Regions from separate parts of the Homo sapiens genome. Here region 1 is linked to region 2. Evidence: read pairs that join two places in POLR2A ChIA-PET (ENCODE). Cell type or tissue: OCI-LY7. All regions are shown on one strand. Links, peaks and the distances in the headings refer to the core of each region. The heading gives the core; the rest is flanking DNA.

Evidence for each region. Peaks named below come from ENCODE experiments on the same cell type or tissue, not always from the same donor. Only the 100,000 strongest peaks of a DNase experiment are listed, where the experiment ranks them.
Region 1: POLR2A ChIA-PET joins it to region 2 with 9 read pairs; 7 of 35 experiments call an interaction of 5 or more read pairs at or near these places.

What each region holds. Positions count from the first base shown.
Region 1 is chr12:11,748,992-11,751,909 of GRCh38, forward strand. The region is part of intron 1 of ETV6 (ETS variant transcription factor 6); the gene reads left to right. Among named protein-coding and RNA genes, the nearest start is that of ETV6, 100 kb to the left of the region's middle. RefSeq lists an enhancer at 1,290-1,339. In OCI-LY7, for the core only: a CTCF peak has its summit at 1,949; DNase peaks (open chromatin) are centred at 1,160, 1,570 and 1,940; H3K4me3 peaks cover 2,500 bases; H3K27ac peaks cover 2,500 bases.
Region 2 is chr12:11,635,684-11,638,601 of GRCh38, forward strand. No RefSeq gene overlaps it. Among named protein-coding and RNA genes, the nearest start is that of ETV6, 13 kb to the right of the region's middle. In OCI-LY7, for the core only: a CTCF peak has its summit at 2,662; no DNase peak of the experiment used is centred there.

The sequences.
Region 1 (2,918 bases), core at 153-2,652, 110 kb after region 2:
CCTTGACAACCTGCTCATAGGTATTACAATTGGCCTCAGAAATTGCAGTGCTTCCCTTTTGTTCAGCTGGTTGGCTTGATAGGTTGTATCTGCAAATTTGAGAGCAGCGTGTTTTATTTTTTACAGCATCTAAACAATAATGTAACCACATCACGGCATTCTGAGTCACATCATTGACCTCCACCAGCAGTTTATCCCCCTACAACACTTGAATACATTAATATCACTGTCTGTAGCATTTTAATTTAATTAGAGCAGCGGTTATAATCCTCTTGGGAAAATCGTTATCCCCCCCATACACACACACACACACACACACACACACACACACACACACACACACACACACACACACACACCCCTACTCCCCATAATGTTAAAAGAAAGAAAGCAGCTCTGGTTTTCATCTGTCTGACAATTTGCTTTAGAGGTGGGACTCTCACCACCACCCCCTCCTTTGTTGGGGTCGCACCAGAGAAGCAGTTGTGAGAGTAAAGAGGTTCCCTTTATTTGGGAAATTAGACGTTAGTGTCCTTAAACTTCTCTGTCTAGATGTCTCCATCTGAGATAGTGGTATTTGGTTAATTTTTCCAATTGCTGATAGTCTGCTGATGTGCCAGGGTAGATGTTAAGTGCGAGGTTATTGCAATAGAGTGAAAAATGAGCACTGTGAGAGTCAACCTAGAGATTCACAAAAAGAGAGACAAAAGGAGTCTCTGTAGTGTGGGATTCCCAAGAGTGTGTTTTGTTCTCCTTGGAACAGAGCCCACTCACTGTACAGCATCCTTTTGGGGTCCCCAAGTGCTCTGCAGCCACCAAGCCCAGAGTTACCTTAGGTGTGCCATGGCTACTAGAAGAGTGCTCGGGGCCCTAGAAGCACATTGTGCATTTGTCCGTCTTGGTCAAGGTAACCTCTCTTGTTGCTGACAAGTCTCTTCATTGAGCCTTTGAAAAAGAGCTTATGGTGTGGAAAACTGTCCTCCAGCTGAGTAGAAACCATCATCAGGAATGTGAGGAGATCAGTGGGCCACAGTCTCTTCATCTCTGGCCTTCCTTTTATAAGTTTTCATCATGAAATAGCAGTTGTCTCCATCTAAAATTGTTTGGACGGGGTTTGCGGGGGATGGCGTCAGATCCCAGAGCAGGTGCAGAAGTGTGGTGTTTCACCGTAAGGTCAGGGAACCATGTAGAAGTGAAAGCACACCAAGGGGTTACTTTTAAAGAGAGCACAGTTGAAAGGAAGGTCCAAAGCAATGATAATTTAGTAAATTACAGTATATACACTTTCAGGGTAATAGCTAGCCAGACTCTTTTGTCAGCTGGCTGGGGATGGAGTTCCTAAGAAATGAAGTCCAGTCAGCATGGAGGGCCGGGTTTCTCCCAGCTTGCCTTGGTGGAGTTGGGGCAGGCGGGGATGAGGCGGCCTCACTCTCATGGACTAGCCAGAGTGTCTTGTGAGTTTCTCTTTGCTTCAAGGGAAAGAAGAGTCATTGAATTTCGAAATGCTGTCTTGTTTTTTTCTTGCACTCATGAAGCACCATTTGAAGACCCTTTGGCTGCCCGATGTTTTCTTCACCAAGTTTCACTTCTGCAAAAACCCTAACAAAACAGAAAGCTATTTCCGAGAATAAAGTTAACGGTAGATATCTAGACATATAGTGGGATTTGGGGGGTGTCAGACAAGAGTTGAAGAGTATGGAGAATTTGTTAAATTCTAAAAACAGACTGTTTGAAATGCTCAGAAGCCCACCTCACCTTTAAAAACCTCTGAACAGATTTTATGTTTCCTATATGTGTGGGCTTTTTTTTTTTTTTTTTTTTTTTTTGCTTTTTTCATCCCAAACCAAACACCAAAAAGTATAACCCATCCTTCAAGTTAAAGTTTCTCAAAATACATGTGATGCCTGCTAAAGTTCAAGAAAAGTGCAGTTGAAAGTTTTGCCTCTGGGTGACTTTTTACAGGACATCTTAATTGACCCAGAAATGAAACCTGGGATATATGTGCCTGCCCTTCATTAAGAAATTCACCAAGAAACCTCAGGATGTATGTTTAAACAGAAATATTCCAACTGCCCTACTTGCTTCTGGTGGGTGCCTTAGGGAAGGTATAGCAATTCCATTCGGAAATTATAACAATATGTATATATTCATTTAAAATCAAAACTTCCTACCACAACTGCCAGACTTTCTAGGCTATGAGCAGAGGAGAAGCTTTAATTTGGTTATAGGCCGAGGACTCCGCCGCTTCCCTTTGCACATTTGATGAGATGTAAAATGTTAAAGAACTATCTTTCCAAAACGTAAACACTGCCTTCCCTTTACTTAAATGTACGATTTTCTTTTGCTCTTGAGTTTTATTTTCATAGTGGCATCTTACTGGTCTTTCCTTTCCACCATATTTTTGGATGTTGTGTGTTCCATTTTACATTGCCCAGTTAAACCACAGACACTCCTGAAGTCATGTTTACATGTGGACTGCAAGTCAACCTAGTTGGCATGTTGATCTAAGCTACAAATTGCACTGCTGTTTTGCCGAACCCAACAGTCGGTTTCTTGCCATTATTTGCGGTATTTTAACTTAAAACTCACGGTAATCCTTCTCACCCCATCTAGTTTGTTTTAATTGATCTAACAAACACTGCTTGTTTGAATTCAAATGGAGGATCCATGGAAGCTCTCCCACCCCACCCTTTGATACTTGATAAGGGGTCAAACAGTACTTCTTTTAAATTCAGATAATTCTTTGAATGAACTATGAAATACTTCAGAGGGAAAGGAAATATCGATTCTGAGATGGAGAGTAAAAGAACAAGGAGATATTCATTATTGTTGCAGATAATTCCTAGCAATGAAGGAAAAAATTAGACGTTGGATATTTTTGGTTGTGGTGGTTGTATAGTGAGATAGGTGGACAATAG
Region 2 (2,918 bases), core at 263-2,762:
CAATGGGGACCTCTGCATCCATCACTACATCCAACTGCCAGAAACTTCCGAAAGCTACACCTCTACGTCTGCCTTCCAGATTTCATGCAGGCTCCTCTTTTGGCCAACTCTCATTCAGAATCACAAGAGAAAGGGAATTTTGGAAAATGTCATAGCAATTCAGTGTAGTCCCTCTTTTTCAATTTGGTAACTATATATCCTCTTTTAACCACTTCCAGATAAAGATAATAGCAAAAGTATGTTTCCACTTAAGATGGAACAGGCCTTCATATACCTAAAAAGATATTGATCCAGTCTCCTACAGCAGGGACCCCTAACCCCCATGCCATGGACCAGTACTGGACCATGGCCTGTTAGGGACCGGGCTGCACAGCAGGAGGTGAGCAGTGGGCAAGCTAGCATTATTGCTTGAGCTCTGCCTACTGTCAGATCAGCCATGGCATTAGACTCTCACAGGAACATGAACCCTATTGTGAACTGCATATGCAAGGGCTCTAGGTTGCATGTTCATTATGAAAATCTAATGCCTGATGATCTGTCACTGTCTCCCATCACCTCCAGATGGGACTGTCTAGTTGCAAGAAAACAAGCTCAGGGCTCCCATTGATTCTACATTATGGTGAGTTGTATAATTATTTCATTATATACTACAATGTAATAATGATAGAAATTAAGTGCACAATAAATGTAATGCCCTTGAATCATCCTAAAACTATCACCCCCACCTCCTGGTCTGTAGAAAAATTGTCTTCTGCAAAACTGGTCCCTGGTGCCAAAAAGGTTGGAACCGCTGCCCTAAAGGATACACAAATGAGATCCATCTTTGGATGATGTCGATTTATCTTTTAGCCCACTCTCATTCCCCCTTTGGTACGCTGTAACTTAAATACTAATGGATAAAGTTAATACGTTATGTTAGATAGCAGAATGAGAGAAAAAAGAAAAGACGAACAAAGGTGGTGTGTGTTTAAACATACGTATTTAAATAAATTCATATCAAAGAAAAAATACACTCATAACTACTACCAAACTCATTTCTGCAAATTGGTCACATGGTCATAGCTGGTATTTAGAGTTTCCTTTTCCCACTATCCACTCAGCATTCTCTGCTCTCAACAGGCACCCCAGATTTCCTGGAGGATGACCCAAACCTTCATTCCTGAAGGGTCTGTAACATTTACAGTCCTGCTGTATTGGGTGTTGCAGTTTTCTATCAACTTTTCATCAAAGTAGTATAAAGAGGTGCCCCCAAAGGACCTGTTCAATTCTAATGATACTCCTCTCTGCTTCCATCATGTAGTAGCAACCCAATTTTCCCTTAAGGATCAGAATAAATTATGCTAGCTAGGAGAGTAAGCCGCACCTTCCCCTTGCTTTTTTTTTTTTTTTTTTTTTTGAGACAGAATCTCGCTGTGTTGCACAGGCTGGAGTGCAGTGGCACAATCTTGGCTCACTGCAAGCTCCGCCTCCCGGGTTCACGCCATTCTCCTGCCTCAGCCTCCCGAGTAGCTGGGACTACAGGCGCCCGCCACCATGCCTGGCTAATGTTTTTTTTTTGTTTGTTTTGTTTTTTGTTTTTGCATTTTTAGTAGAGACGGGGTTTCCCCGTGTTAGACAGGATGATCTCGATCTCCTGACTTTGTGATCCGCCCGCCTCGGCCTCCCAAAGTGCTGGGATTACAGGCGTGAGCCACGTGCCCGGCCCGTTTTTTTTTTTTTTTTTTTTTTTTTGCCAGTAGGTTCAGTGGCATAAGGAGCTAAAAATGGCCCCATTAGAGTCTCAGATTCTGGTTTGATAGAACTGCTGTTGTGTTCCCAGTAGAGGCACTCTTCCTTTGGGAACTAAAACCTCTAAAACAGCAGATAACAAAGTTGGGAGGATGGAAAACCCAATTTTTGCTAGCAGGCCATTAAAGTTAGTAATAAGAGGAGCCAATCGCATTTTCTCCCTTTAATTCTCTGACCTGAGGGGGAAAATAAGCACCACACAGTTATTGCGTGCTCAGTGCAACAAATTGCATCCTGGGACAGGTGCAGTGGCTCATGCCTGTAATCCCAGCACTTTGGGAGGCCGAGGCGGGTGGATCACCTGAGGTCAGGAGTTTGAGACCAGCCTGACCAACATGGTGAAACCCCATCTCTACTAAAAATACAAAACTAGATGGGTGTGGTGGTGCGTACCTGTAATCCCGGCTACTTGGGAGGCTGAGTCAGGAGAATCTCTTGAATCCAGGAGGTGGAGGTTGCAGTGAGCTGAGATCACCCCATTGCACTTCAGCCTGGACAACAAGAGCGAAACTCCCTACCAAAAAAAAAAAAAAAAATGCATCCTGGAAGACACTACTGTAGCCCTGCAACGTGTTGCCCTCCAGCTGATACCACAGCTGAGTCTCCAAAGGGCCATCTACTATCCTATCAACCAACTACCTAAAAATGATGAGGAACATGACAAGCCCAGTGGACTTTATGAGTTCTAGCCCATTGCTGTAATTTACTTGGCATAAAATTAGTTTCCTGGTCAGAAGCAATGTGGTGTGGAATATTATGAGGGTGAATACGGCATTTTGCAAGTTCGGAAAGGATTGTTTTTCCAGGAGCATTGCAGGCAGAAAAAACAAATCCATATTCAGTTTTGCCCATTGGAAGGATTTCCCTTAAGCACTGTACCTTAGGGCGCCCCTTGAGGGCCTGCAGTGCTGCAGCTGTCCACTTTTAGGTGGTGCCCGCATGCCTTGAAAAACCATCTGTAATCAGGCCTGAATTTTCTCTTCCTTAGTAAAGTGGACAGAGAGAACTTCCCATGAGGCCATGGGTGTGGACTGAGAGAGAGAAGCCAATTTAATATGAATAAGAGCCATAGGAATCTGAGCCAGTTACACATGCAGCTTACTTATGACTTTGGGACCTACATAAGCCCA